Linked DNA regions of Homo sapiens: all the other regions are linked to region 1. Evidence: chromatin contacts called from ENCODE Hi-C or POLR2A ChIA-PET data. All regions are on one chromosome and are shown on one strand. The core of a region is the stretch at or near the end of the contact, and the rest is flanking DNA. Distances in the headings are between cores, read along the strand shown. Region 1 overlaps PPARG (peroxisome proliferator activated receptor gamma). Region 2 has its middle 39 kb from the start of TMEM40. Region 3 overlaps CAND2 (cullin associated and neddylation dissociated 2 (putative)).

Region 1 (3,695 bases), core at 650-3,149:
TTATAACTTTGCCAGGCTGCTTAGCACAATTACAAAGGCTGGGGCATGCTGTTGGAATGATTTGCAGAGAGACTTAACTGATTACACGGTGTTTTATTTGCATTACATTAAATCCAGAGCACTTCTTAGAGCATGCCGAAAACCAAATGTAGAGCCAAGATCCAATGAAAGCCGCAGCTGGATGTGGTCAGTGTCTAAGAGCTAAAAAAGGGACCTGGAGATCCTCTGGTTCTTTATTTTATAGCAGAGAACATTTAGTTCCAGAGAGGTTAAGTGACTTGTCTAAAGTCACCAGTGACAGAATCGTGTCAAGAACCTGCCTTTTCTGATTCCCAGGCCAGTATACCTTTCGCTGTAGGTTGCTGCTTCCATGTGTCATAAAGACTTAAAATTTGCTTCTTTTTTATCCCTTTGCAGGGTTTCTTCCGGAGAACAATCAGATTGAAGCTTATCTATGACAGATGTGATCTTAACTGTCGGATCCACAAAAAAAGTAGAAATAAATGTCAGTACTGTCGGTTTCAGAAATGCCTTGCAGTGGGGATGTCTCATAATGGTAAGTAAACAGTCATCACCATATACTTTATTATTCTCATTATAGCTGCCAGACCAGTGGACACTAAAGCCATTGCCAAAAATGTGTACAGTTTTTCCACCAAATGCCAGAATTTAGAATATTGCATGGCGATAAAACATTTCTCTTTTAGGTCAGTGTTTTTAAAGTTTTATTATAGAACCTTTCTCTCTGTGGTTGGGCATCTGCCATGAGGAGAAAAGAGACTTGAAAAATCTGGGGGATTATGGGAAAAACTTTAGTGTTAGAACAAATATAATGATCATCATGATTAATTTTTATATTGCCTCATGCATTAAAAACAGAATTAAAATTTACTTTTGTGTATCAGTAGTGTCGTTCTGCTTTAAATGTAAGAAAATCCTGAAGATGTCTGGGTCTGAAACTTTAAATGGCATATGAGAATTTAGATTCATTTAATTTTTTTTTTTTTTTTTTTTTTTTGCTGTTTATTATGCAAAGACGAGTATTCGTTTCCTTCACTTCAAGGAACGTCCATGAGTTGTGGAAAGGGTAAAACAAATTATTTTTATAGTTCTGCAAAACTTCAAAGCCATAGAAACATAAGAGAATAAAACTTTCTACTTTTGAAACCTGTGTCTAAAGTCAAGCTTATGACTTTGGGTGTCAACTTAAGGGAAATGATGTAGAAGACCTGAGAAAAGACCCATGTTTTCATGATCTGTGGAACTAACTCAGTAAGGTCCTGGAAGACAAACGTGTTTGAAAAAATAATTCTTGGTCACTATTTGGTTCTGATTGGTTGCCTGGCTGACAAAATAAATTTTAGGTGTAACTTGATAGTATTATATGTGTCTAGTATTAATCAGTTATTTTCAATGCACTCAAGGAATAAAAAATGCCAACATGATCAAATTAAATTTGAAGTTTCATTTCATCAGCTATCCTATTTTTTCTTTCTTTTGTTTTCATCTCTCTCAAAACTGATCTAGTAAGAAGGCAGTCTTCATCTATATGTACTCTAAAGCATCTGAGAAAATTAAATTTTTGCTCTATCATGCAGATACTTGGTTTTCACAGTGGAAACCATCAAGATATTTGAGAGTCACTCATTGATTAATAACCTACCCTTTAAAAATAGTTCACAAAATTCTATCTGTATGATTACTAATGGGTCAGTTCCTCTAAAGGCAAGAATGTATTTTGAATAGAGCTATCAGCAGTACTGAACAGGATGGAAATTTGGTCCAACTTTCCTCAACAATTGACTACATCTGCTGTATACAACTGTAGTCATGGATTGCAAAATAATTTGCTGGTTCAGTTCCATCAGTTTCCTTTTTATTTCAGACCTCATAAAACATAAGGGCAAGCTTCCAAGTCAAGGGTTGTATTTTAGGTGATGCAATCAAGTTGCAATAAACTTATTTCATCTTCATGAAGAAATCATTGACTTTGAGGTCATTATCACTGAGACAGCCTAGGAAAGCATGCCAGTTCCGCTTTTAACACTAATTTTTGCCTATTAAAAAATTATCACTTCACACATTCATGTAAAATATAATTCCTGTTACTTACAGGCAGTGCATACATTGATGTAAAATATATTTCCTGTTGCTTACAGGCATTGCATACGTTTACTTAAAATCAATCTGCAATTGCTTATTGTTTATAGGCAAATATTATTTAAACCCCAACCTATGTAGTATGGATGGTATAATTTTCTCCTCCCATAAATGTCAAAGAAAGCTATCATAAACTTGATAGGTCATATTTTGACTTCATATGACAATTTATTTTATTTCTAGAGAGGGTCAATCTTGATAGGGAGTGTTTGTTCAGTTCTAGCAAAAGCAAGAAAATATATGAATTAAGTGTCATGACATCAGAGACTTAGGCAGTTCAACACTTAAAAAATTGCAAACATAACTAAGAAAACCTCAGAGGTTTTTATGGGAGTTTGTTTGCTGCACAGAAAATAAACATCAGACTAACAACAAGGTTTTGATTAGTTTTGCCTGTTAGCTGTATGAAGAAAACATTTCTAAATACAAAGTTTTCTAGGAAGTTGAGTCACTATTTAAAATCCATTGCTTTGACCAATGTGAAGCCAACAGGGTTTTCATTCATATAGAATGCCTTTTTATCAAAAGAGGCTCTGAGTGTTATACCAAAATCAGCACCCAGCTGTTTTCAGTATGCGCAAGAAAACATGAACGTCCCCCAAAGCAAATGTACTCCATTCCGTGTTAACCTTATTTCTGCTCCCTGGTCTCTGATTAGTCTGGTTGATGAATGTAGCTTCCCCTTTGGCCATGCACTCACAGCTTTGAAGGAGGCTTCTGAAGGAACTGGTAGGGAACCCTAGGGGCTCTTGCTAATGTTGTTGGATAGTCACTGAAATCAGTGATCACCATGTCCTTTCACTTTGAAAATTCTATGATTCTGTATAATCAAACAACCTAACTCACTGGATTTTTCACTTTTCAACCAGCTATTCCGTGTCTTACAGTGCTCTGGTCTTCACAGATAGGTAGGCACCTGGCATGTCAGTTGCCTGAATTTGAAAGTTTTCACCTGTATGTTTTGGTACGATAAAAATAAAAATGTAATTTATATATCTGAATCAGGTCTGTATGTTATGATCAATTGCTCAGCAATTTCGGGCAGTTGGTTTGATGGTTATGTAGTAATGTAGCCTGAGAGCAGAAATACAGAGCCTCTGGGCTAGAGAAAGTATAAATGGCATCCTAGGCTATGTAGGGTTACAGCTCTTCAGAAGGAACTTTCATTTTCATTGTGACACATCGTCTACATGTTGTAGAAGAACATAGTTTCAGAATTCTTCCAGTTAGAAACATAGTTTCTCAAATATTCACTTTCAGCATTGGGTAGAAAAAGTACCCAGGTGATGGACTGATTGATATGCTTCAGAAATATGTTTTTTCCTGCAAGTAATGAAAATAAACACACGTTCTTAATTATTTTGGTCATTTAACAACCCATCATTTCTGGACCATGGGTTAATTCCACCGATTGCTCAGAAGCCTTCCTGAGTCATCTCAAGCACAATCAATTCACTACTGTGTCTAGACACTGCCCTTAGAGGAAAGCTCAAAATGAAAATGAAGCAGAAATACAGACCCACTTCCTAGGCCAC
Region 2 (3,599 bases), core at 700-3,199, 330 kb after region 1:
AGCTGGGACTACAGGTGCCAGCCACCACGCCCGGCTAATTTTTGTATTTTTAGTAGAGATGGGGTTTCACTATGTTGGCCAGGCTGGTCTTTTTTTTTTTTTTTTTTTTTTTTTTTTTTTTGAGACGGAGTCTTGCTCTGTGGCCCAGGCTGGAGTGCAATGGCACGATCTCTGCTCACTGCAAGCTCCGCCTCCCGGGTTCACGCCATTCTCCTGCCTCAGCCTCCCGAGTAGCTGGGACTACAGGCGTGCGCCACCTTGCCCGGCTAATTTTTTGTATTTTTAGTAGAGACGGGGTTTCACCGTATTCGCCAGGATGGTCTTGATCTCCTGACCTCGTGATCCACCCGCCTCGGCCTCCCAAAATGCTGGGATTACAGGCATGAGCCACCGCGCCCGGCCCCAGGCTGGTCTTGAACTCCTGATCTCATGATCTGCCTGCCTCAGCCTCCCAAAGTCCTGGATTACAGGCATGAGAGACAATTAACAGCTTCCCCCACCCCTTAAAAATAAGCTAGTTAAGGCCGGGCGCGGTGGCTCACGCCTGTAATCCCAGCACTTTGGGAGGCCGAGGCGGGTGGATCACGAGGTCAGGAGATCGAGACCATCCTGGGTAACACGGTGAAACCCTGTCTCTACTAAAAATGCAAAAAATTAGCCGGACGCGGTGGCGGGCACCTGTAGTCCCAGCTACTCGGGAGGCTGAGGCAGGAGAATGGCGTGAACCCGGGAGGTGGAGCTTGCAGTGAGCCGAGATAGCGCCACTGCACTCCAGCCTGAGCGACAGAGCGAGACTCCGCCTCAAAAAAAAAAAAAAAAAAAAGCTAGTTAATACTTCTTCTTTAGTAAATTGGATTGGGAGGAAAGCTCTGGCATGCTCACAGTTTAACCTCTCTAAGCCTCAGTTTCTTCATCTCCAAAATGGAGTGGTACCAAAGTGATTGTAAAGTCAAGTGAGATAAAGTCTGGGGTAACTTCTTTTAACAGTGTAGGTATTCATTACCATAATCCCACTCAGCCTCAAATTTACCTAATATTTACCTGTGTATCATAAAACCTTCTGCTTTGTCAATAATCTTTTTTTTTTCCCCTTTTGAAACGGGGTCTCACTTTGTCACCCATGCTGGAGTTCAGCGGCATGATCTTGGCTCACTTCAACCTCCACCTCCCGGGTTCAAGTGATTCTCCTGCCTCAGCCTTCTGAGAGTAGCTGGGATTATAGGCGCGCACCACCACGCCCAGCTAATTTTTGTATTTTTAGTAGAGACGGGGTTTTGCCATGTTGGCCCGGCTGGTCTTGAATTCCTGACCTCAGGTGATCTGCCCTCGGCCTCCCAAAATACTGGGATTACAGATGTGAGCCACCATGACCGGCCAGCAATCTTGAAAACTTCCACCGCATCCCAAATCTTGAAAAACCTCTCTCTCTTTGTGTGCGTATGAGACAGAGAGAGAGGAGTGAGAGACAGAGGAGAGAGAGAGGAGAGAGAGGAGTGAGAGACAGAGGAGAAGGAGAGAGGAGAGAGGAGAGAGAGAGAGACAGAGAGAGACAGAGACAGAGAGAGAGACAGACAGAGAGAGAGAGAGACCTGAGGTCTTAGAAGACCTGAGGTCTTAGAAGGCTGGAGGCAAGGTCCCTCCTTTCCATTCTTTAATTTCCTCCGTTTTTCGAGGGAAACACTACGACTTGTTTGGAGTCTTACGGATAAGAGCCCTCTGTTACTAATGATATTAATAATGGCATCTGTTAATGAGGACGTCGTTATTATCTAACATTGGCAGGAGAAGAAAGCTCCGCGGCACAAGGGAGCAACCTCTCGTGTTCTGCAGACCCGATTTCGCATTTGGGAGAAGAGCTCTACTCCCCACAAAAGTCAGTGACACTCCAGACCCTGCAGAGACGCCTCCAGGGTGCGAAGTGGACTCTGGCCGACCTGTCAGGGGCAGCAGCCAGAATCCATCAGTTAACCACTCTGAAGGAAGTTTCTGCTTCAACGTTTTCCCCGTTGCTAGGAAACACTGCTTTGCCGCTGCTCATTGGTTAGCGCCCCCTCTTGTGTCTATGCCCTGTAATAGCACCCACAGTTGAGCAAACAGTAAAGACTAACACATGATTTAAATCGTCTTTATTGTGAAATATAACATACAGAAAAGTATCTAGGATATACATACAGCTTGGAAAATAGATATTGTGTATCTATTGTGTAACCACCACCTACAAAAACAAAGCATTGCCAGCGCATTAGACACTGGCCCTGCTTCTCTCCCTCCTTCTCCCCAGCAGGTGTTTATCTTTTCACTTTCCTTACAGTTTTATTACCTGTATGTATGTATCCTTTTTTAATATTTTATTTTCTTTGTTTTCTGGCTGCTCCTCCAATTTGCCCTGCTTGTTTCTGCCTCAGGGGCTTCGTACTTGCTATTCCTTCTGCCTGAAACACTTTTCCTCCAGACAGCCGCATAGCTAGTCCTTCACTTCCTTTGCCCAACGTCATCTTTTCAGTGAGCACTTCCCCAGCACTCCCTGTCCCCTGCTTTTTTTTTTTTTTTTTTTTTTTTGACACTGAGTTTCACTCTTGTCACCCAGGCTGGAGTGCTCACTGCAACTTCCACCTCCTGGGTTCAAGCGATTCTCCTGCCTCAGCCTTTCAAGTAGCTGGAATTACAGCCACCCACCACCATGCCCACCTAATTATTGTAGTTTTAGTAGAGACAGGGTTTCACCGTGTTGGCCAGGCTGGTCTCAAACTCCTGACCTCAGGTGATCCACCTTCCTCGGCCTCTCAAAGTGCTGGGATTACAGGCGTGAGCCACTGTGCCCAGCCCCCTCTTCTTACATAGCACTTAGCACCCTCTGACACATTTTTCTTACCTCCATCTTCCTCCACTAGAGTTGAAGCTACAACAGAGTTTCTCAGCTTCAGCACTATTGCCGTCTGAGGCTGGAGAATTCATTGTTATGGAGGCCTAGCCCGTGCACTGCAGGGCATTTGGGAGTATCCCTGGCCTTTACAAACCAGATGCCAGTTGCGCCCTCCTCACCATGGTTGTGACAACTAAAAGTGTCTCCAGGCATTGCCAAATGTTCCCTGGTTGGTGGTGCGGCAGGATGGTGGCCAGGGCAAAAATCACCTCACTGAGAATTGCTAAGACTTTGGGCTGGCTTTGTTTACCCCTTGTCTAAAACACAGTCAGGTAGCCAGTAAGTGTTTACTCATCTCAGTCTCAGCAGAGCCTGGCACACAGAGTGAAGTCTCAATAGAAGTTTGATGAATGAGGCCGGGTGCCATGGTTCATGCCTATAATCCTAGCACTTTGGGAGGCCGAGGTGGGCGGATTGCCTGAGCTCAGGAGTTTGAGACCAGCCTGGGCTACATGGTGAAACACCATCTCTACTAAAATACAAAAAATTAGCCAGGCATGGTGGTGCGTGCCTGTAGTCCAAGCTACTCAAGAGACTGAGGTAGGAGAACCGCTTGAACCCGGGAGGCGGAGGTTTCAGTGAGCCGAGACCATGCCACTGCACTCCAGCCTGGGTGACAGAGCGAGACTCTGTCTCAAAAAAAAAGTTTGATGAATGACTAAATGACTGACTGAAT
Region 3 (3,722 bases), core at 198-2,697, 420 kb after region 1:
GTGGAGAGGTGGGTATGCAGAGCTGAGGTGCAGGGCTGGCCAGGAGCCATGGGGCAGGGGTGAGTATTTGTGTGTTCTACCCTGATCTTTCTCTCTGCAGTGGAGAGTAGGTGGGAGGGGATTGAACAGGCAGGGGACTGGTTAAGAGGCTGCTATAGGGAAAGCAATTCGGGTTGTATTCAGGAGGGGGACTCCACAGGACTTGGAGTGGGCAGGGGAGGCAGGGACTGGAGGCTGACCCCTAGGGTTCTGCCTTTAGTAACTGGCGGGGGCAGACAGAGGTGCTGTGATGGGGTGCACTCCGGGAGCCAGCAGCAGGTGTGTGGGGAGGAAGGTGATGGATTCAAGCTGGGGCATGTTGAACTTGAGGCTCCTGGGAGGCACTCACTCAACCACACACTCCATGAGGGCAGCTCCCAGGATCAGTCTGTCTTGTTCACCCTGGCTTCCAGCACAGTCCCTGTCACTTAGCAGGTGAACAGGCAAACAAATGAAACCTAGGAGAGGGGGTTGGGTAGGACATAGAAATAAGGGAGGGTAAGGTCAGCGTGTTTCTGTAAAGTGAGAAAGAAAAGGTCTCAAGATGTTTACAGGACAGAAAATGCACGGGCCTCGTTTGAAGGTGTGGATAGAAGCTGCTGAGGCAGGCAGGAGCTGTGCTGTGTGCGCAGAAACCATTGTCTGGTGTTGCCTCTTGTCTTGAGCCCAGAGCTCAGCATCTCCAAAGGCACTAGGGAGCCATGGAAGGAGTTAAGCAGAGGAGTGACCAGGTGAGAAGTAGACTTTATACTGCTCTGGTCTCAGCGAGGAGGATGGACAGAAGGGGATGGTATTGAGGCAAGGCCTAGACTTCCAAGAAATAGGGACAGCCTTACTAGATCCTCTATGCTTTCCCCTATCAGGTCTTTCTCCCTAGGCTGGGAGCCAGGCTTTGCACTGCTGAGAAGTCCCTTTCTCTCTCCGCTTTCTCTCATGTAACAAAAGTAATTAAAATAATTCCTCCTCACAGTTGCAGGGCACCTCTTTTGCAAGGGCCATTGAGTTGCCATAATCCTGGGAAGGAGGCCGGGAGAGAATGGGGAGAGGGGCGGAGCCTGGCCCAGGTTGCCCGCGGAGTGCGATCGGCCTGATGCCCCCTCGTGCTCCCCAGGCTGGGTGTCCCGCTGGGCGCCTTCCACGCCAGCCTCCTGCACTGTCTGCTGCCACAGCTGAGCAGCCCGCGCCTGGCGGTGCGCAAGCGGGCGGTCGGAGCGCTTGGCCACCTGGCGGCCGCCTGCAGCACCGACCTCTTCGTCGAGCTCGCTGACCACCTACTGGACCGGCTGCCCGGCCCGCGGGTGCCCACCAGCCCGACTGCCATCCGCACCCTGATCCAATGTTTGGGCAGCGTCGGCCGCCAGGCCGGCCACCGCCTCGGTAAGGGGGCAGGGGGCGGGGCCTGGGCTGGCATGGTGGGCGGAGCTTAGGGTGAGCCAATGACTCGGTAAAGGGGCGGAGCTTGGGCCGCAGTGCAGCCAGGGCCTAAGGGTGGGCCGTCTGCCTTGGTAGGGAGGATGGGGCGGGGCCTGGGCTGATGTGGTGGGTGGGGCCTGGGGCGGGCGGCTGAAGCCCCTGAAACGCAGAGGTTGGGGCCGGATAGGGCTTGAGAGGCGCAGGGCGGGCCCTGAGCTCGACAAACCCCCAGGCCTGAGCCCCTGCTGAGTGCAGACGGTTCAGAGAAGGGGGTTGGTTCAATCACTTATGAGACGTGGAGGCTGGCTGGTAATTACAATTTTAAGTCATGCCACTAAACTGTTAGACTATGTTCTCTTCTCCCAGTTTGACAAAGATATCTTAGTAACAGCCCATGAGCCAAGTTTGAATTTTTAAGAAACAATTTAATGTGCATACAATAAACCGCACTATTTAAAGTGTGCAATTCAGTGTGTTTTGACCTTTGTGTATATCCGTGAAACCTTTCCATCACCCCCAAAAGCTTCCTTGTGTCCGTTTGCAGTCCAGCTCTCTGCCTTGTCCAGGAAGCCACTGATCTGCTTTCTGTCACTATAGATTAGTTTTTTAGAAATGGAAAGCTGCAATCAGGTTTGAATGTATCCTCAGACACCTTGGAGTTCTGACTATACCAAGACAGTTTGGATAGAACTGGCATATGGTCAGCCCCTCCCAACCCCTGGCTCTCTCACTGCAAGGGGCCTTGCAGGCACACGGCGGGGGGTGGGGGGGGGAACCCCAGCTGACATGGCCACACCCTGTCCCATTTCTCCCAAACAGCAGCCAGCCCTCAGCCATCCTTGGTTGCATGGACCTAGGAAAGAGGCCTGCGCAGGCTCGGACAAGGGGTCAGGATCCATTGGGCAGGAAACTCGGGTCCCCAGATACCCAGACAGAATGGAGTCTAGGAGTGTTGGGGGTCTCTAGGTCAGCATGTCTCTTCTTATGCTGTAGGGAAGGGTATGGCTGGAGAAGGGCTTGAGTGGAGTGCTCTAAAGCCTGGAGACCAGGCAGGAACCCCTCTTGCCTGGTCTATTAGGGCAGTACCTGCCTCCCTTTCTCCTATCCAAGGACTTAAACCTAGTGAAGGAAATTAGGCCAGGACATGAATAATGGTTTTGATAACAGATGCTATTTATCGAGTGCCTGCTCGTGTAGAACCTGGACTAAGCTTTTTTATTTATTTTTTTGAGACGGAGTCTCGCTCTGTTGCCCAGGCTGGAGTGCAATGGTGCAGTCTCGGCTCACCGCAACCTCCGCCTCCCGGATTCAAGTGATTCTCCTGTCTCAGCCTCCTGAGTAGCTGGCACTACAGGCGCACGCTACCATACCCAGCTAATTTTTGTATTTTTAGTAGAGACGGGGTTTAACTATGTTGGTTGGCCAGGTTGGTCTTGAACCCCTGACCTTGTGATCCCATGATCTGCCCGCCTCGGCCTCCCAAAGTGCTGGGATTACAGGGGTGAGCCACTGCACCCAACCTTGGACTAAGCTTTTTTAACTTCTTTTTTTTTTTTCTTTTTGAGACTGAGTCTCGTGTCTTGCTCTGTTTCCCAGGCTGGAGTGTAGTGGCACGATCTCTGCTCACTGTAACCTCCACCTCCCAGGTTCAAGCAATTCTGCCTCAGCCTCCCAAGTAGCTGGGATTACAGGGGCGCACTGCCACGTGCAGCTAATTTTTGTATTTTTAGTAGAGATGGAGTTTCACCATGTTGGCCAAGCTGGTCTCGAACTCCTGACCTCAGATGATCCATCTGCCTTGGCCTCCCAAAGTGCTGGGATTACAGGTGTGAGCCACCATGCCCGGCCTAAGCTGTTTATCTTTTTTTTTTTTTTTTTTTGGAGATAGAATCTCGCTCTGTCCCCCAGGCTGGAGTACGGTGACGCTATCTTGTCTCACTGCAACCTCCACCTCCCAGGTTCAAGCAATTCTCCTGCCTCAGCCTCCTGAATAGCTGGGACTACAGGTGTGTGCCACCGTGCCCGGCTAATTTTTTTTTTTTTTTTTTTTTTTTTGAGACGGAGTCTCGCTCTGTCGCCCAGGCCAGACTGCGGACTGCAGTGGCGCAATCTCGGCTCACTGCAAGCTCCGCTTCCCGGGTTCACGCCATTCTCCTGCCTCAGCCTCCTGAGTAGCTGGGACTACAGGCGCCCGCCACCGCGCCCGGCTAATTTTTTGTATTTTTAGTAGAGACGGGGTTTCACCTTGTTAGCCAGGATAGTCTCGATCT

The links. Hi-C counts contacts between places; a loop is a spot of excess contacts on that map. ChIA-PET counts read pairs that join two places held with the same protein, here RNA polymerase II (POLR2A). Pooled maps may share reads with other maps.
Region 2: a loop to region 1 is called in a map with no recorded cell type, with 8 times the contacts of the local background. The contact joins two enhancer-like sites. A Hi-C loop is called at or near these places in 1 of 37 single-sample maps with no recorded cell type and 3 of 50 pooled maps. POLR2A ChIA-PET finds 5 or more read pairs at or near these places in 1 of 52 experiments (activated T-cell).
Region 3: a pooled map shows a loop between it and region 1 (3-fold over the local background). The contact joins two enhancer-like sites. A Hi-C loop is called at or near these places in 1 of 50 pooled maps. POLR2A ChIA-PET finds 5 or more read pairs at or near these places in 2 of 52 experiments (H1 and activated CD4-positive, alpha-beta T cell).

Annotation. Positions count from the first base shown.
Region 1 is chr3:12,392,197-12,395,891 of GRCh38, forward strand. PPARG (peroxisome proliferator activated receptor gamma) reads left to right here. Exons shown (of 8, transcript NM_138711.6): 5 at 418-556. Among named protein-coding and RNA genes, the nearest start is that of TSEN2, 90 kb to the right of the region's middle. RefSeq lists enhancers at 3,272-3,321, 3,372-3,501. Within about 2 kb of position 1,900, at least 2 of the 41 ENCODE cell types and tissues checked have a DNase peak (open chromatin) inside an H3K27ac peak, as active enhancers do.
Region 2 is chr3:12,718,187-12,721,785 of GRCh38, forward strand. No RefSeq gene overlaps it. Among named protein-coding and RNA genes, the nearest start is that of TMEM40, 39 kb to the right of the region's middle. RefSeq lists an enhancer at 1,840-1,889. Within about 2 kb of position 1,950, at least 2 of the 41 ENCODE cell types and tissues checked have a DNase peak (open chromatin) inside an H3K27ac peak, as active enhancers do.
Region 3 is chr3:12,808,909-12,812,630 of GRCh38, forward strand. It overlaps CAND2 (cullin associated and neddylation dissociated 2 (putative)), which reads left to right. Exons shown (of 15, transcript NM_001162499.2): 5 at 1,151-1,416. Among named protein-coding and RNA genes, the nearest start is that of CAND2, 14 kb to the left of the region's middle. RefSeq lists a silencer at 1,179-1,628. Within about 2 kb of position 1,448, at least 24 of the 41 ENCODE cell types and tissues checked have a DNase peak (open chromatin) inside an H3K27ac peak, as active enhancers do.